3 separate regions of the Homo sapiens genome follow, and regions 2 and 3 are each linked to region 1. The links are chromatin loops, found by intact Hi-C in ENCODE. Cell type or tissue: Calu3. All regions are shown on one strand.

Region 1 (8,000 bases):
TTATGATGTTATTCTGATCTTTGAACACTGAGTTACCATAATCTTTATATCTCTCTTTTAAAAGTTTTATTAACACTAGCAGATACATAATATTTTCTAGATGTGACTACTACAATTTGAAGCAAAGTAATAACAATCTAGTTTTTGGCACTTTCTTGTTAAACAAGATTAAACTATAAATTACTTCATCATTCTTAGTACATTCTGATTGGAAAATTGATCAATATAGAATGTGTAGTATCAGGAACTGCATGTATCACTGCAAATCTCTGTGTGAGCCCTGCCCATGCAAATGTTGTCCAGTGCCACTTTTCATGCTGTTTTCTCCACCCTGTACTGCATGACTGTCCAGGAGACTGCCATTTAACAGAATGGTCAGAGTGGAGCACATGTGAATTAACCTGCATTGATGGAAGAAGCTTTGAGACTGTGGGCCGCCAGTCTAGATCAAGGACTTTTATAATTCAGTCTTTTGAGAACCAAGACAGCTGCCCCCAACAGGTTCTAGAAACACGCCCTTGTACAGGTACCAAGAGCACTTTTCAGTTCTTTAGCCTTCATTGATCAATGCTTATTCTAAGTGAGGTGTAATAGAACTGCTATTATCATATTTACTTACAGGAGGCAAATGTTATCACTACACATGGAAAGCAAGTCTTTGGAACAATAACGAACGAACTGTATGGTGCCAGCGTTCAGATGGCGTTAATGTCACAGGTATTCCTGCCTAAGACTCATGTGGGCACTTCACAAACACCCCTGAGTGTTGTTATTTGTGAGAAGAATTAGCTTACAAATTATAAACAAGGGGTGACTTGGGCAGGTAGCTTAGATGAATTTTATTACAAATTTTCATTAGACGTTTGCATCTTAGAAAGAAAGCAATTCAATTTTAAGACCTATAAAAATATCAAACAACTTAAAGAAATAAGCTGAAATGCAATAAAATGTCCTTAAATATCATGATCTGAGATAAAGACTGAAAAAGACAGATGCTAGTAAAATTTTAAATCATGTCCCTTCTCAATAAAACGTTTCAAAGGACATATCTTAGCATGTGTGTGTGCAGTACTCACCTGACATAAAACATACTCAGAAGTTGAAACTAAAGAGGTTAATAAAGACAAAATTTAAAAATTAAAATATTCTGTATGTTAATGATGCAGAAAGCTTTTATGATGTAAATTACAGGTATTTGTATTCATGTACTAGCAGCTTAGTTTTTGAATATTTTGTGAGTCATGATTATTACTTAATATCTAAATATAGACTGAGCAAGAGGTCCCTCATTCATGATGGCAGATACCATTTAGCAGGCTGAAGTGCAGTGACACAATTTTGGCTCACTGCAACCTCTGCCTCCCTGGTTTGAGTGATTCTCTTGTCTCAGCTTCCTGAGTAGTTGGGACTGCAGGCACACGCCACCACGCCCAGCTAATTTTTGTGTTTAGTACAGACAGGGTTTCACCATGTTGGCCAGGATGGTCTCGATCTCTTGACCTCATAATCTGCCCGCCTCGGCCTCCCAAAGTGCTGGGATTACAGGCGTGAGCCACCACGCCCGGCCAATTTTTGAGATTTTTAAATGCTTTCTTGTCAGCAAATTAAATTGTCATTATTTTTACTTAGTACTATCGTTTACAGAGAGCTTGTGCAAGAGCTGAAATGCCTATAGGAATAGAAGTATTGTCAGCTCCTCCTTTTTCTTGTTTACTTGCTCTTGCACTATTGGTATTCTTTTTAATTTAAAGTTTATCCACAAAATAATTTACTTTAAGCTACTTATCTTTTTTGTAAGTTGTTAAAACTAAATATACTCTAAGTCTCCCTAGTCAGGAACACAGAAGGCATCATACTCTGCAATACACTGAGAGTTAACGTACTGGTAGGAGCTTTGCTATCAATTCTCTGCACGGAATTCCTCAGGCACAGTGTATAACATGTAATCATCTGATGAAGAAGCTCAGGTCATCAGTATCATCTGACAAATATTATTAAAGCTTAATTTAATTCTTAGAATTAAAAAATATGTTCTATAACCTATGTAAATTCCAAGATTTTCTTTCCTATTCCCAAGAGCCCTCCTCCCACTGAAGTACGCCTGCTGTGGAGATCCCTGGTTGAAAGAACGGAAACCCTCCCCCTGCCAGCACCAACACAGTTGGTAGAAATAGGACTGTGTGGTTATTGCCACTAACACCGAAATTATCAATTTCACACCTAGATGCTAATTCTGGACTGTGAATTTTGCTTTTTAAAAATTTCTGTGTGGATTCTTTGTGTTATTTTTCAAGTCACAGTGAGAATTTAGCTGCTTCATTCCCAGGGACAATGTAGGTCTGACTGTTCGCTACTCTGCCTTAGGCCCAGAGCTTTTTGCTAGCTACAAAACTATAAACTATAATGGGTTGACAATTGTACTTATCCAAACGCTAGAACCTTTCAATGCAACCAGTACTATATAAATGGTGCTTTGTCAAATTTTCTCTAGGCTTTGTCTCATGTCTCTTTTACTATCTTGAATTTAGCAAAGTAAGACTAGTATGTAAATGATTTTCCAGTTACAGAGACATACATTGTCTCATCCATTTATTCAAAAATATGTACGGAGCAGGAACAAGTACTGTGTCAGATGTTTGATTGTCTCTCCTAGAGCTTCGGTGCTTGCTCTTAAGAATGTGTTTATACGTGACTCTGTGTGCATGTATTCCAGTTGACTTACATTTAAAAATACTACCAACATATTTGATACCATGGTCCCATGAATTCATTCATGGCATTCTTTTAGCATTTCCTGGGTTGTTGAAATCGGCCTAGTGCCTACCTGGGTGCTCAGGAGCTGAAGCAGTATATATGTAGAAGGAGTATTCCAGCAGATATGTTTTCTGCTCCTGAGTTTAAATTTAGATTTTATCAATTCTTCTACAGATTCTGGCTCACATAGACTTTGTGCTCAAGCATAGCCGTATGATAGAATCACATCGCCAATAAACAGTATAAAAACTCTACTGCAAATAGCCTCTGTTAGAAGAGCCTCCCATCTCAATTCATTTTAGAGTAATCAATAAAATAGGCTTGGACCACAATGTTGGCAAATAGATTTTTCAAAAATAATAATACTGTTGCAAAGAGGCCGGTGGCACAGGTTAAAAAAAAATACCAAAAAATTAGAAATATCTAATAGAGAAATCTGCAAATGATGGTGGAATTTCCTTTGCAGGAGGCTGCTCCCCTCAGGCCCGTCCTGCTGCCATTCGGCAGTGCATTCCAGCCTGCAGAAAACCTTTCTCCTACTGTACACAGGTGAGTCATGTGCTGGAGTCTTCTATAAGTGCATTAATTGCTGTGTTTTACACATGCAATCAGATGTTCTCCTGCCGGCTGCAGCCCAAGCAGCAGTTCCACGTGCCCATGATACCATCTAGAGGCATTTGCAGGAGTAATCCCAGTTATAAAGAATTTCTCGTCAGGACCATGTATTAACAGTGTTTTTCTATAAATCTGTCTTTAGCCAAATCTATCTTTCAAATACCTAATTTATGTTAGCTCTATTTACCAGTAAGTATTCTCAGTTGACTTATGTCTTCTCTTCTTAACCTTTTATACGCCTCAACTATTTTGAAAGATACTATAAATGTTCATATTTGCTAAAGTTATTATGCAAATTGTATTACACTATGATTACTGTTGAGTGAGTACATTTTTAGTTTATTTTAAATAAACTGAATATGTGACTATGGTTGAAAAAAATATGTGTATGGGGTGGCGGTTATGCATGTATTTTTTTTTCAAAGCAGAAATTTATTTGTGCTTTTTCTCCTATAACTCCCATCTACCACAACTCAGGAATTAATGTAAAACATGTAATGTATTCTAATCAATGGCACTCATGGTGTGCAGTGCACTATAATTCTTAAAAACTATACTACATTTTTTAAAGAAACAAGCTTTTTCTTATAGTATGCCTATTCTAAAAGTGATTTGATTAAAAATAATTCAAGTACTCAGTCCTATTATTGGCCTTACAAATCAAGATGGGTTAATTCTTTACCACAGAAAAGACAGTGGGTCAGCTTGCAGAGGGGAATAGAAGGAAAAGAGGGGAAGTTCAGGAACAACTCCATTTGGGTTAATGATGTTTAAAAAGTAGAAATTGTAGCTTTTCACCAACTCTCTGGATGTCCTCTTTAATTAAACAGAAAATACTTTTTTCCTTGAACTCTTGAACATATGACTGACTGGTTACAAGTTTTATCTCATGCTAAAAATAGAGATGCATCTTGAGAATATGGCTTCAATAGCTAAGCACATACAAATTTGCTTAGATATCTCCACTGTGATATGAAGATATCATTTTGTGATACTTTCAATTAAAACCAACTGAAAATATCATATTTATGTTATTATTATATGAATGCAACCTGAACTAAACTATAGGCTGTTAACTATAACATGTGCTCTTACTTTTTTTCTTTTGTAGAAGATTGAGGTGCTTTGTTTACTTTTAGTATCTGTTTCTCCTCAAAATCATGTGTTCAGTCAATAATTGATGACCTAAATAAAGTTAACTGGTTGATGAGGATTGGCATGAGTAGCTATGTGAAGCTAAGGTCTGTTCAGAAAATGCTAGATAAATAGCTTTAGGTAAGGAGCCATAAGAGCGAAGTCATAGAGATTCATAATCTTATGCTTATTCTCTTCCACTCTTCTCTATTGTCTGTATACTTGCTGGAGGAAGAGCAGTTATTTTCAAGTTCACTTCCAGAGACAGATAGGAATCTTCATCCATCATGTCTCATAATAATCTGCTTCTTGGTGACATTCATTGTACTTAAAAATGACCAGAAATTTACAGACTAATATAAAAGACCCATTGTCACAATGCCAACTAGAGATGTGATGTGGGGTGACACTCGAGTTATTACAAGGAAGGAGTAACTCAGATAGGCATAGGTATATTTCTCTTGAGCATGCGTCTTTGGTGAAGTCTTTTATCTCCCATGTAAGGCTGCCCTCCTTGAGTGCAGAAGTAAGCCTACAAGCAGAGACGTAGTTTGACATGGTTATGTCAGCAGCAGCGAATCCATACAGGTCTGCGGCAATTTGACTCTTGCCTCCTCCGAGGAAATAATTCATCTGAGGGGCATAAGGCAGAATGTACTTATGCTTGTACTGAGGCAAGTATTTGAACAAGAGTGAAAGTTTATTAAAAAGTTTCAGAGCAGGAAAGAAAGGAAGTAAAGTACACTTGGAAGAAGGCCAAGTGCCCTCTTTGACCTTTGACTTGGGTTTTATATGTTGGCATGCTTCAGGGGTAGAGGTCGTTTTCCCTCTCCCCCGATTCTTCCCTTAGGGTGCGCCATCCACATGCATAGTGGCCATCCACAGTGGCCTGCCAGGACTTGGGAGGGGCCGCATGCACAGCGTGTTTACTGAAGTTGTACACATGCTCACTTTAGGCATTTTTCCCTTACAAGTTGTGTGTTCCTAGAGGAAGATCATATACCAGTTAAACTCCTCCATTTTGCCTCTTAGTGAGCACGGTTGAGCCCATTTGCCCAGCTCCTGAGATTTTATTAGGAAGCTACTGATCACCAGCTTCAGGTGTTTTCTTTTTTCTTTTTTTTTTTTTTTTTGAGATGGAGTCTTGCTCAGTCCACCCAGGCTGGAGTGCAGTGGCATGATCTTGGCTCACTGCAACCACCGCCTCCTGGGTTCACGCCATTCTCCTGCCTCAGCCTCCCAAGTAGCTAGGACTACAGATGCCCGCCACGACGCCCGGCTAATTTTTTTTTTTTCTTTTTTTTTTTTTTTGTATTTTTGGTAGAGACAGGTTTCACCACGTTAGCCAGGATGGTCTCGATCTCCTGACCTTGTGATCCACCCGCCTTGGCCTCCCAAAGTGCTGGGATTACAGGCGTGAGCCACAGCGCCCGGCCAGGTGTTTTCTATCTTTTGGGAGACTGCCTTTCCCTCGTGCTCGCTGCAACCAATTATTATTTTAGAGAGACAGTTTAACAGCTGCCTAACCATCACCTGATGGTTGCCTGACATTCCTGGTGGGGGACCCTTCTCCTGCCCTGCTTATGTCTTCTTAGCTACCTACTCTAACATTTAGTGGTCAATGGTAAAAGGTGATGGAGGGATTTCGCGGCTGTGATAGCAAGAACACTTAATTCAAAGAAGATATGTACATAATCCCTGTTGCTTTGCTTCTCAGTAAGAAGGGTGGGTTGGAGCAACTAGGCAAGGATCTGAAACAAATGGAGATAAGAGTTGAAGATAATTTGATTAAATGCCATAAACATCTCCATAAGAGAGGAAAAGATGGCCAGACATGGTGGCTCACACCTGTAATCCCAGCACTTTGGGAAGCCGAGGTGGGAAGATTACCTGAGGTCAGGAGTTTAAGACCAGCCTGGCCAACATGGTGAAACCCTGTTTCTATTAAAAGAACAAAAAAAAGACAAAATTAGCCAGGTGTGATGGCGGGTGCCTATAATCCCAGCTACTCGGAAGGCTGAGACAGGAGAAGTGCTTGAACCTGGGAGGCGGAGATTACAATGAGCTGAGATTGTGCCATTGTACTCCAGCATCAGCAACAGAGTGAAACTCCATCTAAAAAAAAAAAAAAAGACAAAAAGAGAGAGGAAAAGCATAGTTAATTAACTTTATTCACAAAGAACTATGGTTTAATATTTGGCAGGTGTCAGAATTGTAAACACATTTGAAAAACCTAACATTTGATTTAAGAGCTGACTTTGGAATTTAAAAAGATGAACTATGTATTTGATTTTCATGTCACTGGTAAGTCAGTTGCCCCAAACCCTACATTGCCATGATGTATAGTGCAAATATTAAGTGATTTTAACATTATATTTTTATTCATTCACCTGTTCAACTCACTGTGTAACCATAAAAATATTCTTTATGCTGTAGGGTGGAGTCTGTGGTTGTGAGAAGGGCTATACAGAGATAATGAAATCAAATGGTTTCCTGGATTACTGCATGAAAGTACCAGGCTCAGAGGATAAAAAAGCTGATGTGAAAAACCTTTCTGGGAAAAACAGACCTGTGAATTCAAAAATACATGATATTTTTAAAGGATGGTCTCTTCAACCACTTGATCCAGGTGAGTTTCAGTTGTGAGTAAGAAATGAAAATTTTCTCATGGGAGGTCTATATTTTGACCACTTCTCATGATGGAAAGAATGGAGGGAAGGAGGAAAAGAGGAGAGAAGAAAGAGGCAGTAAGGCATAATTCAGGGTTTCTCAGATTTGAATATTACATGATATATGAGTCCCTTTAAGTGTACAGTGTTTTCATGAATGGTTGAACGTAAGTCTCTCAACCTCAGTCTAAGAAACAGTGGGTTAAGTAACAAAAATAATATTCTTTGAAAAATCTTTCTTTTTTCTTGGGTCGGGGAGAGAATTTCACTCTGTCGCCCAGGCTGCAGTCCAGTGGTGTGATCTCGGCTTACTGCGACCTCCACCTCCCAGGTTCAAGCGATTCTCCTGCCATAGCCTCCAGAGTAGCTGGGATTACAGGTGCCTGCCACCACACCTGACTAATTTTTTTGTATTTTTAGTAGAGATGAGTTTCGCCATGTTGGCCAGGCTGGTCTTGAACTCCTGACTTCAAATGACCCTCCCGCCTTGGCCTCCCAAAGTGCTGGGATTACAGGCATGAGCCACTGCACCCGGCCTGAAAATATCTTTCAATCCTAAATTATCTCTGAAAAATGATCTACTCTTATAACTGAATTTGTATATATAACTAAAATGACAAAATTGGAATAGAACCTCAAGAACTTATAAGAAATGTCCAGAGATCCTATTTGCTTCAAGAAATACTAGTGAAAAGGTAAAGAGTATCAGTTTCAAAGTTAGACCTTACTGGACCCATGGCTTACACACACCTGTTTTGTGATTATGTATAGTTTCTTAACTTCTCTGGACCTCAGTTTTCTCATCTATAAACCCAATCTAGTGGTATT
Region 2 (8,000 bases), 190 kb before region 1:
AGCCTCTATAAGCTGACTAAAACTGGCTTAAAGTCTGCAATAGCTTATCAGAAAAGGATGTTTGTAAGGCTGGTCCTCTGTGTAATCAGAGTTGTAGGTCTGGGTTGTAAATCAGGGTTGATGGCTCCTATGGTTAGGAGGTTTAGACCATAGGAATATAGATATTTGTCATGCCAGCCGGACCCTGAATCTCTAACTTGTAGATAACTGTTTTTTTAACCTTTAGGTCCATCATAATTGATAGAGGGGCATCTGGTTGGGTCTCTCACATTACATTACAATATGATTTCCTCATTTACTTTTTGGTTTTAATGTTTATCCCTCCCCAAAACCCTCAAAACATATACTACTCAGTTCCCACAAGTGACTTGAAAACTGCTAACAGTGTTATCTTAGGTTGGGTTCTTCCAGAAAGAGTGCAGAATTCAGGAGTAAGATTTTTATTATTAAGTGCAGACAACACCATTAGGAAAGTGAGTAGGAAGTGTTACAAAGAGAAGAAGAAGCCAAGAGAGACACATTATTAAGCCAGGTACCATAGTGGCCACTGAAGTTTAAGCTTGTGGGTAACTCTGGGAGGCTGTGCGAAACACTTGCCTCAGATTTATCTCACCTGAAGGGCCAGGGAGCTGGAATATTCATAAGGAAATTTCTGAGAGTCCCTGGTGGAGGGAATGTTAAGTCTTTGCACTTTGTACTAAGCATAAGCAGTCTTCTGTTCTGGAAGAAACCCTTAGGCATAGAAATACAGATTCCAGTAGTTGGAATTTGGCCAGAGCACAGTGAAAAGTTGCTATTAGTATTATCTCCATATTGAAGAGCTGCTCAATTGACTGTTTAAAAAATTATTTATTTATTTATTTATTTATTTTACTGAGGATAGTGTGTGGTCTATGCTATCCATGTTGAAACCAGAAGTAAATTTTATTTCCAATAAAAATATGCTTTATGATAGCCCAGTGGTCGATTAGATATGTATGTTCAGTCGCTTGTGTTTGGAGTAAAATAGGTGTATAATCATCTCTCTCTGCAATCTTATGTGGTCTCTCCTGAGACTGATTCCTTATCCTTTGTGGATGTTGAATCAAGATTATTGCAAAGAGCAAATCTGGGTGTAGAGCCCAAAGCATGTTCCAATTTAGGAGAGAGAAATAAGGACATGCAAAGGCTTCAGAACAATCCTACAAGGAGCCTTTTTTTTCTCCTTTATGTGCTCTGCCATATATTAATCCTTTTTTCTACCACTGCTACCAAGTATAGTTTTGTTTGTCTGAAACTAGGAGTAAGCAGGAGGCAGAGTAGGGTGGGACTGGGATGTGAGCCCCTTCAATGGCATTCCCCATTCATAAAAAAAAAAAAGAGTACCTGGCTGAACATAACTAAGACATTCCAGGACAATTGAATACTAGAATAAAAGACAGTTCAAGTTGGGAAGAAGCCTAAAAATATCTAATCTACTAGTTGCCAAACGTGGCTGCACATTAGATTTACATGAGATTTATGACCCCTGCTCCTCTTCCTGGACCAATTAAATCAGAATATCTAGTAATGTGATCCAACTGTCTATATGTTTATAAATCTCCAGGTGATTCTAATGGGCAGATAAGACTGAGAATTGCTGTCTAAGGCAACCCCTTCATTCTGTCAATGAGGTAACTGGGACTCAGAGCGGTGATGTGACACCTAATTACTGACTAGAACAGGGGTCCTGACACTTGGTCCATCATTGTTCTTTCCTACTTTGAATACATCTTCCACCCTAATGAATGCAAGTGTAATAAGACATATCAGTAACATGGGTGTGTACTACATGTTCATTGTTCTTAGAGGCAAACAAGCCAGTAGCACTCTGGCTTCATCCTCTAATATTGCCGTCTGACAATGACTCTCTGAACCACTAATGTCAAGTGGCATTTACCATGAGCAAGTAATCTCTTTTGGAAGATGGTTTAACTGAACCTGAAGCTTCCAACAACTTTCTATTGCTTAGGTGGGGAAAGACCTTACCTGATGGCTGTGTATATTCCTCTGAATATGTGGAAAAATAAAATATAAGGTATTTCATGTTCCCATGGTTTGGAGTGGCACGATATGGTGGTAAATATATTTTCCTTTGCATTATTCATTAAATATTATATGTGTATCCTCATGCTATATAATTAAAAGCATTGCAAGTATTATGCAGGTGGGTAAAATGATATAAGTTTATAATATGGATGAGAATTTTGTAGCAAACAGTAATTTGTTCATAAGCCCCAGTAGCTTTCAAAAAGAGAAGTGGTAACAATAAAATGGAATTCAAGGTAACGGTAAATATTTTGGAAGACTTTAACTCAGTGTACTTGTGCTATTATTCATTCGTTCTTTCATTTATTCATCACACACTTATTTTACTCTACTGCTCAATGAGTTTCCATTGAGCACTGGCATTCCAGTTTTGAGTGGGAGGTCATAAAGTGTGAAGTATTGATAATAATGCTCTGGATCAAGCTTGTCCAACCCATGGCCTGCCTGTGGCCCAGGACGGCTTTAAATGTGGCCCAACACAAATATGTAAACTTTCTTAAAACATTATGAGATGGTTTTTTTTTATGATTTTTTTTTCTTAGCTTATCAGCTATCATTAGTGTTACTGTGTTTTATGTGTGGCCCAAGACAATTCTTCTTCCAATGTGGCTCAGGGAAGCCAAAAGATTGGACACGCCTACTCTAGATGCTTTGGCATCTGAGCTGCTTTACCTTTTTCAAATATACATGAAACCAGTTTGCACGCAATCAGCAAAATTGCCCTTTCTCCTCTTTATTAGGATGATTTGCAACTAAAAGAAACCTTAAGCCAAAATGGGCTTGAAGAGTAAGGAAATGCATTACTTCATATAGCAAGAAGTCCAGAGGTTATGGAGACTCCAGGGCAGGTTGGCTCTGTGGCTCAGCAATGTCATAAAGACAGAGCTTCTTTTCATCTCTGTCTGTTTTGTCATCTTCAGTGTTGGCTTCATCCTCTGGTTGTTAGCAAAATGGCCCAGCAGTTTGCAGAGTAGCCTCCTGAAGCAGCAGTGACCAAAAGAATAAGAGAGTGTTGCTGTTCTGGGAATCTTAAGTACAATAAAATTCTCCCAATGCCTCCCCAGCTCCCCCAGAAGCCTTTCCCTCATGCCTCACTGACTGAAGCTGCATGTATGTCCATTCGTGAACTACTCATTGGAAGAAGTCCTGGGAAGAGCTTGATTTGCTCAGACAAGTGGTTTCCAACCTTTTATTTCTTAAACTTCTTGGCACATATAGAAATCTATAATATTTGTCTGACGAACTGGGATACATGTTCAGAACTGCTTAAGGCAGCAGTGAACGATCTGAGACCCTAGGCTCTGTGGGGTGGTGACAGCAATGTCTCAGTCACACCTGGAATACATTTGTTATATACTGGTGTGGGAGGGCAGGACTTCACAGACTTTAATATGTACGTGAATCATCTGACAGATGTTGTTTCAGTGCACATTGTGATTGAGTAGGTCTGGGGAAAGGAGATAGCCTGCAATTCTAACAGCTGCCAGATGAGGGCAAAGCTGCTGGTCTGCAGATTACACTTTGAGATGCTAGTGTGTATTAACTAGTGGGAAGGTTTTTTCGTAGGCTGATCACCTAGGGTGGAATGCTTGTTGAGGAGTAAATAAGAATGTCCCCTATATACACTTAATGTTACTCTCTTTTTGATACCTAATTTGACAAAAGTATAATTAATTTTAAATAAAATGTTGAGATGGGAAAATTAAGTAATGTTTTAAGTCACATATCAGAAAGTCTCATCTGCAATGGAAAAATTGGCCTAATACTTTCTCTATGAGGATGCAAGTTGCATTGACCAGGGCTCTTCCTTGACACTTACATTTTTGGCAAAGGGATGATTCTATCTTGCAAGCTATTTTCTGTAAACAACCTTCATGCCTCACTCAAATGATAAATAAGGAAACCCCAAATCAGATAAGCAATACATGCATACAACACATGTTTCTCCTTCTGTTTTCTCTGACCTCTGTAACTATGTAAGCCTCTTTGGGTTATTTATGAATGATTTAAAGGCATAGTAAAATTATGCACATATTAATGAGTGCTCATAAGAATGCTAATGAAGAAAACTAAGCCTAATATTTTCTATAGATTTCTCCAGAATGTTTTGATCCAAGTTAAACCTTCTGTAGACTATTGAAGTTGAAACACCTTTTAGTAATGCTTGTAACAATAGCAGCTGGCAGGGAGAAGTAGAGCTGCATATTATTTTGCAGGAAAGTGAAATAAGAGCCTGTATTTATGAAAAGAAATCCCAGTGAAAATTGTCATTTAAGGAGATTTATATATTTAGATTTAGATATACAGTTGCTATAAAAAGTTTAAAAAGCCCCAGAGGGATGATACATTCAGAAGAGGTGAGGGTAGAATCTTAGCAAGTGCAAGGCAATGAGACATCAAACACTTAAAGCTTGGTTTAGTATGTACATACCCATCTAGTTATTTGCTATTGTTCTACTGTTTTGCATGTGTCTCTCCTGGTTTGTCCTCTAAACTTGAAGATGCTAGAAGGCATGTGTCTTATCTTCTATCGCCATTATGAGTCTCCAAGGGCTGAGCACTTGGAACCACATGAGGGAAAGTCTGTGTGCCTCCAAACAAAAAAGAAAAGAAAAAATAAAAGCTTCAGAGGCAAATAGATTTGTGTGTGTGGAGGGGTGGGGGGTGGGGGTGGGGGCGGTGGGTAGAACTTTTGACATAGTGAAAATATTACATTATTTTCTCTGAGTAAATTGAGTCACTGGAAAATAGTTAGCATGTATATTTAGATACTTTATTTTCAGATTCCGTTTTTGGCCTTATATGAACTTCCCTATGGATTCTTTATGGTGTTTACATTACCCTCTACATCAGTCAGAGCTAGAAACCAGACAGGAAGCATCAAGCCCTGTGAAAGAGAGTAAAAGGGGAAAAGTTTGATTCAGTCCTTTTAATGTATCGGTGTGGTCAAAAGAGATTGGACCTTTTTATTGACTACTGAATTGCTAATTCTGTGTATTTGTCAACTTTTAAAATGTTGGTTTTTATGTAGTTGATTAGGCCATGTCTATATGAAACTGAAACAAATGGCAAGTTCAATAAAGTCCAGGGAAAATAATTTATGAAAATAGAACATTTACTGGTTTGAATGTAAGACCTATCTGGATCTGTCTAGATTCTGGCTCCTCACCCTTGGGATTACAGGGATTAATATTTAAGTCTCCCATGTCTAAGAGATCAAACCAGAAAGGTAATTGAATAGAACACTGAATAATTCTGGCGAGAAAAATTAGTCAAGTTAGCTGCATAACGCTAAATAGAGATAGCGAAGTACTAAGAGAAAGAAAACTGAATAGAAATAGTTTTGTAATGTAAAAGTGAAATATGAACATTCTGAATTCAATATGCGATCCTCTTTGCATGAATTATTATCAGTCATTTGTAATGCACATTATTCAGAACATCGGAAAAATCTTTCCTGACTTATTTCTTAATTAAAAGAAATGAGCATTTTTAGTTTTTATATAATTTATATCATTTACGTGTCACAAAATTCCCATAATTCTGTTGGCCTTAATCATCAAATAAGTATTGCTGTGCTTAAATACAATCACTTTGCATCCCTCCTCTCCAGCAGATGTTATAAAAGAAACTATCACAGCTGGGGGAAATTGATATGCAAAAGTATAAAACTTAGCAGTGAAAAGATTAATTTTTAATGCCCTTGATTCTTGAAAACTTTAAACTTTTTTCACAGTAAGGACAGTGGTTTCATTGTCTGGTGGGCAGTGGACAGGTGATAACGTTCTGCTCTATTTTACTTTGTGATGAACCAAAGAGCACCGGTTGTTTCTCTAATGACTTTGTAAGAGATGCTTCAATGCTGAAACATTAGCTGCATCTTTTGGACTACTATGATGGGGAAGTGAGAAGTAGTTTTAATAACTTGCTAAAATTATCACCATTAGAGTGAATGAAGCACTAAAATATCCATACCAGATGTTTCAAATGGTTAGATTTGGGGGAAAACATACAATTAATTTACATTTTAGTACTAAGTACAAATTTTAATTTACTCTGATTAACTACTTTATAGCCCATCTAGAAGACTATTTGAAGGAGTTATGGAAAAGCTATAAAAGAAGTTGTAATTGAGAGATGACACTTTATTGGCATAGAAGCAGAAGAGTTTTATGCCCAATGCCCATATTGCTTAGAAGGTTCAAGTTTCACTTTCCCAGAACCTATTATTGAATTACAGACTTGGAATCAATATGGGAAGCAGATTAACTCACTTAATTACAACAATTTTCACCAAGGTTTAATCTCTTCACAGACCAGGTAAATGTTCTAATCCATGACCTTATACTTTGTCCTTACTATACTTGCTGAGCAAAAGGATAAACAGATTTCTTGTTACAAATTATTATAAAAGAGACGGGACAAGTGGAAATGGGTGGTTGAGCTCCTCAGCTTTCCCGTGGATGAAAACAAACAAACAAAAAACACTGGGAAGTATGAATGCTGTTGAAATAGCATGTTCAAAAATCTTAATATAACACCTGGCATGTAATGATAGGTAGCCATTATTATTAATCACGATGCTAGTAAGGATGCTGAAAGAAGAGCACTGGAAACTCCATGATGTTGCAAATTTTCTTCAAGCCCAAACCGTTGTAAGCTAGTGGGCCTCTGGCCAGCTCTCAGCTACAGAATACATTATTTGGACTAGTCAGTGTTTGCTACCAGCTGTCAATTTTTAAAATTAGTTGTCAAGATTTTAAAATTAGAATTTTCTGCATTAAAATTTGGATTCCCAATATTCCTTTAAAAATCAGAATGTCTGGCACTCTTCAGCTGAATCTGAGAATGTCTATAGTCTTTAGACAGAGTATACCAGTATAATGACTGTCTTCCCTCCCTCTTCCACCAGCCCTTCCTATTTCTTTATTTTTCTTTACTTTTTTTTTTTTTTTTTTTTCTTTTTTGAGACAGAGTCTCACTTCATCACTCAGGCTGGAGTGCAATGGCACAATCTCAGCTCACTGCAACCTCTGCCTCCCAGGTTCAAGTGATTCTCCTCTCTCAGCCTCCCAAGTAGCTGGGATTACAGGCACTTGCCACCACGCCTGGCTAATGTTTTATATTTTTAATAGAGGCAGGGTTTTGCTGTGTTGTCCAGGCTGGTCTTGAACTCCTGACCTCAGGTGATCCACCAGCCTCGGCCCCCCAAAGTGCTGCAATTATAGGTGTAAGCCACTGCACCTGGCCAGCTCTTCCCATTTCTAAGACAAACATCAAAAGCCAGGCTCATCCCTTAATATCTGTGATTTGGAGAGGGAATTCAAATACACATCCACATTTCATATGTTTAAATTGTTAAGTTATAAAACAAGCCAACAAACTGTTATATAAAATACGTTTTATCCTTCTGCCTTGACAAATACACCTTCATAACTACCCAGAAAGCTAAATTCAAATTTGTGATCCTCAAAGTTCTGGGGTGGCACGTGGTGCCATAGGAAGAGCCCGTCTTCACACTGTGGTTTGCACTTCTGCTTGTTTGTTCCTACTCTGTCCCAGAAACCCCAATCTACTTGTATAAGTTCTGTCCACTGCCATCAAGGACCCCATGCCTACTCCTCAGGTCTAGGGGTCATCACATGGGAAGAGGGTGCAGTCCCCAGCCTCAAGAGGATAAATCTAGAAAAGAGGCTCACACAAGTCATCGAAGCAATTCAAACCCATTTTGGGGAGAACTTTGGGGTCCAGGGCTTGTGAAATGGGGTTTAGGTGCAGGCTCCCAGTGGCATGTCCCCTAGACTCTGCACCTTCTTCACTGTGGGGAAAGGTGTCGCTGGACGAGGGTCAGAAAATGTTCTTCTGTGCTGAGGGCAAAAGCCAAAAGGCAGTACTGCGGGTGACCATTTATAATGAAACTTGTTCTGTTGTTT
Region 3 (8,000 bases), 790 kb before region 1:
TAGAGTAACCGTTAAATGTCAGCCTACATAAAATCTCTCTTTCTCGACAACATTCACATATATGTGTGTATGTGTGTGTGTAAATTTGGTGAAAAGAGGTTATCACATTCTTTCCTGTACCTTCAAGCAGAATGGACTACAGACTGACTTTCTCAGGTATCTATTTTATTTCTTAAAATATCTACAGAAGGTAATTGTGTCAATTTTATTACTTTTTCTAGAAGGTAAGGTTTTCAAATGGAACGTATTTTCTTTTTATAATTAACCTAAACTCCTCCAAACAACAGATTATATAGATTTTATTTTTTCTTTAGTGACTAGGTTATGTTTTTTGATATTATTTCTATTAAATGATTTAACTTCCTTTTTTTATAATTTGTAAAAAAAGTTCTCCACTTGAGTAGATTTAAAGTATAGGCAATTTAGAACTTCTTCTGTTCTGATCTTTAGGGGTGGTGGAGTGGGATATTCGTAATGTATTTATAAAGTAGGTGGAATTTTAAAGCTATTTACCGTAGGGTTGCGTAACTTCTGAATTAACTTTACTAAGCACAAAACAGATAATTCAGAGACTCAAACCAAGAGACATTCCTAAAGTTATAAAATTTACCTTTTCCCTGTGCAAAACTTAATTTAAATGCTATTTAAGAGATAACCTACTGCTGTTCTCAATTTAAATAATTTCCATTTGTCTGTAAACTAAATAAATTTTAGTAGCCATTAAAGTGAAAATGCCAAATACACATTTTAATCAATGATTTTCCACCTTAAATGCAAGGATTTAGAACCTGACAACATCTTTTATTGAAGCACAGCAGTATTAATTAACGATAACAGTCGTTGTTGAATAATAATGTAAAACGGTCCTACCATAAGAAGTAAAAAAATCATACCTTATAGAAACCATTCTCTTTAAGTGAAGTTTGTTTTCTTTGATTCCATAATTTCATTCCTTTCCCACAAGAGTCATAATGCTTTGTGCTTGGGAGCCATTTTGTGCTTTAAAAATGTAAACAATAATTTGTTCATCTAAGACACTTGGAAATATGATTCTTTTAAAAATGAGTGTCAGCGGCTGGGCACGGTGGCTCACGCCTGTAATCCCAGCACTTTGGGAGGCCAAGGCGGAAAGATCATGAGGTCAGGAGTTTGAGCCTGGCATGGCCAATATGGTGAAACTCCATCTATACTAAAAATACAAAAATTAGCCAGGCATGGTGGCACGTGCCTGTAATCCAAGCTACTCAGGAGGCTGAGGCAGGAGAATCACTTGAAACTGGAAGGCAGATGTTGCAGTGAGCTGAGATCACACCACTGCACTCCGGGCTGGGCGAAAGAGCGAGACTCCGTCTCAAAAAAAAAAAAAAAAAAGTGTCAGCATTTGTGCCTGTATTTTAGGTGGCAGCAGATAGTTCTGTGTGTTGGGTAAGATATCATTACCTGTGTGTTTGTATGTATGCATACCTTCCAAATGTTGGTATTTTATGAATAATTTCTCAAAATGTTTTAAAATAGCCTAATTTTTCAGTAGTTGGATTTTTCTATCCATATTTCTCCCATCATATGCTAAAGCTTCTTCACTGAAGTTATGGTCCAAGATTAAGAAAACTTCCTCGAAAAAATTATTTAAAAGTTGACTCAATAGTCCATGGATCCATTGAGCAAATCTTTGTTGAATATCTGTTTCCCAGGCAATATACTAGGAACTGGACATATAACACTGAACAAGATAAAGTACTTAGATAATACTAGAGGACAGGAACATAAACCAATATGCCAATTTTAAGTACACTAAATTATCAGTTATTGAGCTGTTGTAAGTGTTACCAACAAACAACAAACTAAACATCTAGGGACAGAGTCATCTCAGTTGTGCTGAAGAGACGGGGGTCTGGGAAGGCCTTTGCTGCACAATGAAGTGAGGAAGCAGGTCACGTGAATAGGAAGGAATGGCAGTGCAAGGACGTTAAGAAGGTGCATGCTTGAGGAACAAGAAAGAGGCCAGTGTGTCTGGGGCACAGGAGTGAATGGAGACTGGTGAGAAAGGAGGAAGGAGAAGAGGTAAAGTTCAACTAGCAGAGTCTTAGATTTTATCCTGTGATTGAAAGCCACTAGAGGATTTTGTAGAGGAAAGTATATTTTTTCCTTCCTAAAGATTACTCTGGATTTTCTGTGAGGAATGCATAGAAGGAAAGCAAGGGTGGAAGCAGAAAAGCCAGGCAGGAGGCTGTTAGCAGCTCTGGGGAGAATTGGTGTCTTGCATTAGGAGGGGAGTGGCTTGATACTGGATAGATTGCAAAGGTAGGTGCTGTCAACTAGATTTGCAGATGGATTGATTTTTCGATGCGACAAAGAAGGATTTCAGGATGACTCCTGGGCTTCTGGTCTGGTGAAGTGTGACACTGTCGGGGAGATCCGGTCTGTGGGCTCTGTAGGGTAATCAAGCTCCATTTATTTTGTATGTTACATGTGTGTGCCCATCCAAATGCAGATGTTCAGTGGTAAGGTGTGAGTTCAGGGGCGAAGTCAGGTTGAAGATAGGGGAATAGATACAGAGAAGTAGAAATAATGAATTGTGGAGTTTATTATTCCACCATGGGACTAAGTCAGATCACCTGGAGAGTGAGCAAAGCTAGAGAAGAGGAGTCTGAGGACAGAGTCAGAGCCACACCCATCTAGAGGTTAAAATGAGAAAGACATACCAGAAATGGAGGCTGAAAATAAATAGCCTGAGAGAAATAAGACAAATTGAGGAGAGTTTGATGTCTCTGTCCCAAGGGAAGAAAGTGATGAAGAAAGAGGGAGTAAGGGAACATTTGGGCAACAACCAGAAATGTTAGGGGGTGATAAAGAGATGATCCCATGAGGTAATCAGAGAAGGTGATTTTCCATGAAATGATGACAAGGCAGTTCTGAAATTATAAGAATGTATCCATGATACCTTCAGAATCAGGTAGGGCCTGGCAACTGTGTAGAAAGAAGCCGCATAAGTAAGTTCTTACTTTGGACTCTGTATGAACAGATTCATTCTCATTGGGGAAGCTGAGGCAGCTTATCAGAGTAATTACTACTTTTCTTGGTATAAGCTGTGTCAGAGCCCTCAGTGAGAACAAATCCACTTACAGAACTTCCTTCTATGCAATTGCCATCATAAATGAAGCACCCCTTTCTTCACTGAAATGACACATGAAAAATGACAACAGATGCAATTACTCTACTTCTCATGTATTAATCCTGTTTCTATGAAGGTGAGTTTGTTTTATTCCCCATATTGGTTTCTCCTATGTTCACGTTCAGCAGGATGTTAGAGGCACACTCATACAACATACATCAACATACATAGATGTTTATAAATAGACCTACTGTATTTAGTGACATAGATACTGTGGGACTTACAGCTCATGTAGCAGAAGGCACACAAAAACATGGCTTAAAAACAAAGTGGTTTATTTGCTCACAAAACAGGAAGTCCAGAAGTTGACAATTCAGACAGTGGCTGCAGCTCTGTGATGGTGTCTGAGCCTCAGGTTTCCTCTGTTCTCCATTCTGTCTTCCTTAGTAGGTGGCACATATCCCCATGGCTTCAAGCAGGCTCTGGCGACTCCAGGTGTTGCCTCTGTGATCTATGGGAAAGAGATAAATGGCGAAAGACCATACTTTTTTCGGGGGGGTGGGGGGGACTTTATATTTTTATTGGATAAGGGAACTCTCCATACCCTTGATACTTCTGCCTCCTAATCTTTGGCCAGAACTGAGTCACATGGCAGCCCTAGCTACATAAAAATCTGAGAACGTGATCTTTTATTTTTTCTTTTCTTTTCTCTTTTTCTTTTCTTTTCCTTTTCTTTTCTTCTTTCTCTTTCTTTTTCTTTCTTTCTTTCTTCCTTTTTCTTTCTTCTTTCTCTTTCTTTTCTTTCTTTCTTTTCTCTCTCTCCTCTCTCTTCTCTCTCCCTTCATTCCTTGACAAGTGGACACTTTAAAGAATAGTAGTTTTAGAAGAAAAGGAGATTGGGAGGCCAAGGCAGGTGGATCATGAGGTCAGGGGTTCAAGATCTACCTGGCCAAGATGATGAAACTCTGTCTTTACTGAAAATACAAAAAAAAAAAAAAAAAAAAAAAAGCCAGGCATGGTGGCAGGCACCTGTAATCCCAGCTACTTGGATTTATAAAGTAGGGGGAATTTTAAAGCTATTTACCATAGGGTTGCATAACTGCTAAATTGCTTCAACCTGGGAGATAGTTTGCAGTGAGCCGAGATCGCGCCACTGCACTCCAGCCTGGGTGACAGAGCAAGACTCCATCTAAAAAAAAAAAAAAAAAAAAAAAAGAAGAAAGGGAGAATATAGCAATGTTTGTCACAGATACCCGGATACCAAATTATGTTTTTGAAGGTTTCAGAAAACCTATTTCAATCCCTCTTTTTATCTGTTATGTCCAGTGGCAAAAGTTTGTTAAGAGGTAGGAAACATATTTGTGAGGACTTTTTGCGAAATTTTCTGTGACTTCATTACATGACACCAAGCTATTGCAATTATAATATAGCAAACCAAAGACACATGTGATTGTATACTTTTATGGTATGCATTCCCATGCCACATTCTTACATTTCACACCGTTTAGGATTCTTCAGTTACCTGCAGAGTGTCATGCTGAGGTCTGCAGAGTGAGGTGCAGAGAGGAAGAGGCTGGTGGTTCAAAGGCCTGAACAAGTTACTAAACATCATGTCATTGCAAGGCCGGAGGTTGTTCTCTCATAAAATAGAGATGATAATACCTGTTTTTTCCTTCGCAGGGTCAGTGTGAATCTTTAATGGAGTTCTTGGTACAGAGTGCTTTTTAGCTCTTCAGAAATATGGCACAAAGTCACAAGATTGGAAAGTTGAAAAATCATCTTCCACTATTTTGCTGCAGGGCAGGATTGCATTCAAACTGTTCCTTAAATATTGCTGGAGTGGAGTTCTGACTTTTGAGAAAACAATGACAATAGTAATAATGACAACCCTTTAGTGAGCTGTCAGTGTACACTGTCAGGCACTCATCTATACACTTTATATACATGCTTCTGTAGCATCCTTCATTCCTAAGGGTTATCAATGACTGTCCTCCTCATTTTGTGGATGAGGAACCTCAGGCTCCAAGGTCGTGCACTGCCAGGGTTCACAAGGCATGATGTAAACAGAATGGGTTGTGGCGTCAGGACTGTTTTGTGACCCAGCTTGACACTTGTTTGCTGAGATGGCCTTGGAATATTGATTTAACACCCTTAGGGATCAATCTCTTTTGCATCTAAAAATAGGAATAATTGCTCATTGTGACGATTAAGTGAAATTATTTGATATAAATTGGCTTGTACAGATGCTAAGAGAACCTACATCAGGCTATAAAGGATCTACATTATCAGAGACATGAAAAAATGCTTGTGTTGATATTGACTTACAACACTAGTCTCTCTTGCTTCAGTGGGAGATCATTGAGGTCACTTGGAAACAACCGACTATCTTTGGGACTTCAGGTTGTTGCTTGATGGACCATGCCTCAGTTTTCTTATCTCTAAAGTGGGGCATAATATGAATAACTACTTTGCAGGGCTGTGGTGAGCATTAAATGAAGTGTTTAGGTCATTGTCTTGTATACAGCAACGTATGGTAAAGCCATTATGGAAGGTAAAGTGGGATGCAGAATATTGCAGTCAGACAATAGCCCCGTTGATCGGCCATCTTTATTGAGCCATCTTCTCTGCACAGTTACCATGAGATGGCGCTATGGAGATGTGCATAATCACAGTTTCCTTTTCTCCCACTCATTGCTGTTTCTTTAGGCTGAAAGCAAATTGAAACTATTTTTACTTTATTTTATTTTTTAAATGTTGCACCTTTTAAATATTTAAGGGCTTCAACGATAAGAATACATTTAAGGGAAAATGAAATGCGTATGAAGTGTGAGGCACTTTTTTTTATAGTCTCAATGGCCTTTCATTGATTAGAAAACTGAGGCTAAAAGGAGAAACTGTGTTTTTTATTTCTCTTAATATTCATCAGTTTAGAGCTAACCTTGCAAATACATTTTGGATGCTAAGATATATAGTAAAGAAGAAGATTTGGAAACTCAACGACCTTCATGATATAAATTATTCAAGCCATCGTGGGTAGCACATGTCTCCCACATAATGTATTTTTGTAATCATAGTCATAGCATTTTTTTTTTCATTTGTGTTTTACAAACAGAGGAGTGGAATCTCTAATTGTTTCTTGTCCTCTCATTTTGTTTATGGTGAACTCTTGTGTAGCTTCCCAAGTTACAGATACAAAAATGACTCCCAATACTTTCCAAGGAATAATTTAATGGGAATTCCAGGCATTTCGGGAAGAGAGGCAACGTGGTTCAGTGGAGTAGGACACACCTGTGTTCAAACTCCATTCTGGGCTGGGCACAGTGGCTCACGTCTGTGATCCCAGCACATTGGGAGGCCATGGCAGGCTGATCACCTGAGGCCAGGAGTTTGAGACCAGGCTGGCCAAAATGGTGAAACCCTGTCTCTACTAAAAATACAAAAATTAGCCAGACATGGTGGTGGGCACCTGTAGACCCAGCTGCTCGGGAGGCTGAGACACGAGAATTGCTTGAACCTGGGAGGAGGAGGCTACAGTGAGCCGAGATCGTGCCACTGCACTCCAGCCTGAGTGACAGAGCGAGACTGTCAAAAAATAAATAAAGAAAGAAAGAAATCCATTCTGCACTTTCCGTCAGCTCAGTAGAAAGCATGCAGCACATATTTTTTAGGAGTAAAAGTCCAAAATTGAGATTCTTTTAATCATTGTGTAAGATCTGTATTCCAGATTGTTTTGGTCAAGATCAGTTTTTGGTTTCTTATTGGCACTAGGCCTTGTTAGTGATAGCCAGATTATGGGGACCACAGGAGCCCCGTAGTTTCTCCAAGCCACTCTATCCGGATCTTCTGCTGTTGGGTCCTGGCTTGGGTAATCATAGAAGGCACCTTAAAGGAGTTAGGTCACTTTGCAGAGTTAATACAGTGTTCTAGACTGCTGAGGAAGCCTAAGAGAAAACCAAGGCTTATAGCAAACTGTGCTAAGACAATGTTAATGTGGCTTTCTTTGGAATTAAAATTCAAAGATAGATGCAAAATTCAACATCTTTCCATATGACTCCTTGGCCAGTCATTCTGGCTCATGTGCTATCTCATTTGAACTCATAATCCTTTCAATCTCTTTTTAGCTTCCCACCTACAGCCATTTGGAGTAGAGAAGATATGCTTTTGGCCCTCCTTCTCTTTAGTTTTCATGGTAGTGATCTGAATATATTTTCAGATATGCTGAATGGCCGTGAGAATGGACAAAGTCATCTTGTATACCCTGGTGATTTTGTTTCATGAAAAAAAGTAGCCTCTGTGTAGAACTGGTCCTGCTAGCTATTACTTTATTAACTTTGGAAATAATAGCTTAGGAACAACCGCTGCCAAACACAGTCATCATCTTTATCAAAAGCTCTCTGACATGGCATTGACTTTGATCTATCATTATATATAGAAGACCACTCATTTGCTTTCCCAGGGGTATATTTTTAAACTAATTTGCTTTGTAGGATTCACCAGGAAGCTATATTGTTTTATGAGGGCAATATTTAGGTTTATTTCAACTGCCTCAATGGCATATATAATTGGCAATGATGTCTTCTGAAAAATGTCCAGACTAAAATCTTTGTATCAAATCTGTATTATGCAGAATTAACCACCCATTTGTGTGGTGTGGTGTGTATGTGTCTGGAGAATATAATAGCCTGGCTTCAGTCCACCATTCCGTAGAAGTGGAGTGAATGTCTATTGAGACAAAAGACTTAGGCAGTCTTTAAATATCATGATATAATTTCCAGTCCATTCTTTGTTGTGTTGCTTCTTAAAGCATGTGAACTTACATTATAAGTGTGAAATATCTATAATCTAGTGTATGTGTGTGTATGTGCATAAAAATGTCTCATCTATTGGG

The links. Peaks named below come from ENCODE experiments on the same cell type or tissue, not always from the same donor. Only the 100,000 strongest peaks of a DNase experiment are listed, where the experiment ranks them.
Region 2: it touches region 1 in a loop (5-fold over the local background); 11 of 110 quality-filtered maps call a loop at or near these places.
Region 3: it touches region 1 in a loop (5-fold over the local background); 3 of 110 quality-filtered maps call a loop at or near these places.

What each region holds. Positions count from the first base shown.
Region 1 is chr2:137,656,444-137,664,443 of GRCh38, forward strand. It overlaps THSD7B (thrombospondin type 1 domain containing 7B), which reads left to right. Exons shown (of 28, transcript NM_001316349.2): 23 at 353-526; 24 at 622-717; 25 at 3,221-3,303; 26 at 6,940-7,132. Among named protein-coding and RNA genes, the nearest start is that of HNMT, 300 kb to the right of the region's middle. In Calu3, no CTCF peak of the experiment used is centred here; a DNase peak (open chromatin) is centred at 3,378.
Region 2 is chr2:137,463,904-137,471,903 of GRCh38, forward strand. The region is part of intron 15 of THSD7B (thrombospondin type 1 domain containing 7B); the gene reads left to right. Among named protein-coding and RNA genes, the nearest start is that of HNMT, 500 kb to the right of the region's middle. In Calu3, no CTCF peak of the experiment used is centred here; a DNase peak (open chromatin) is centred at 3,558.
Region 3 is chr2:136,868,719-136,876,718 of GRCh38, forward strand. All of the region lies in intron 1 of THSD7B (thrombospondin type 1 domain containing 7B), which reads left to right. Among named protein-coding and RNA genes, the nearest start is that of THSD7B, 110 kb to the left of the region's middle. In Calu3, no CTCF peak of the experiment used is centred here; no DNase peak of the experiment used is centred here.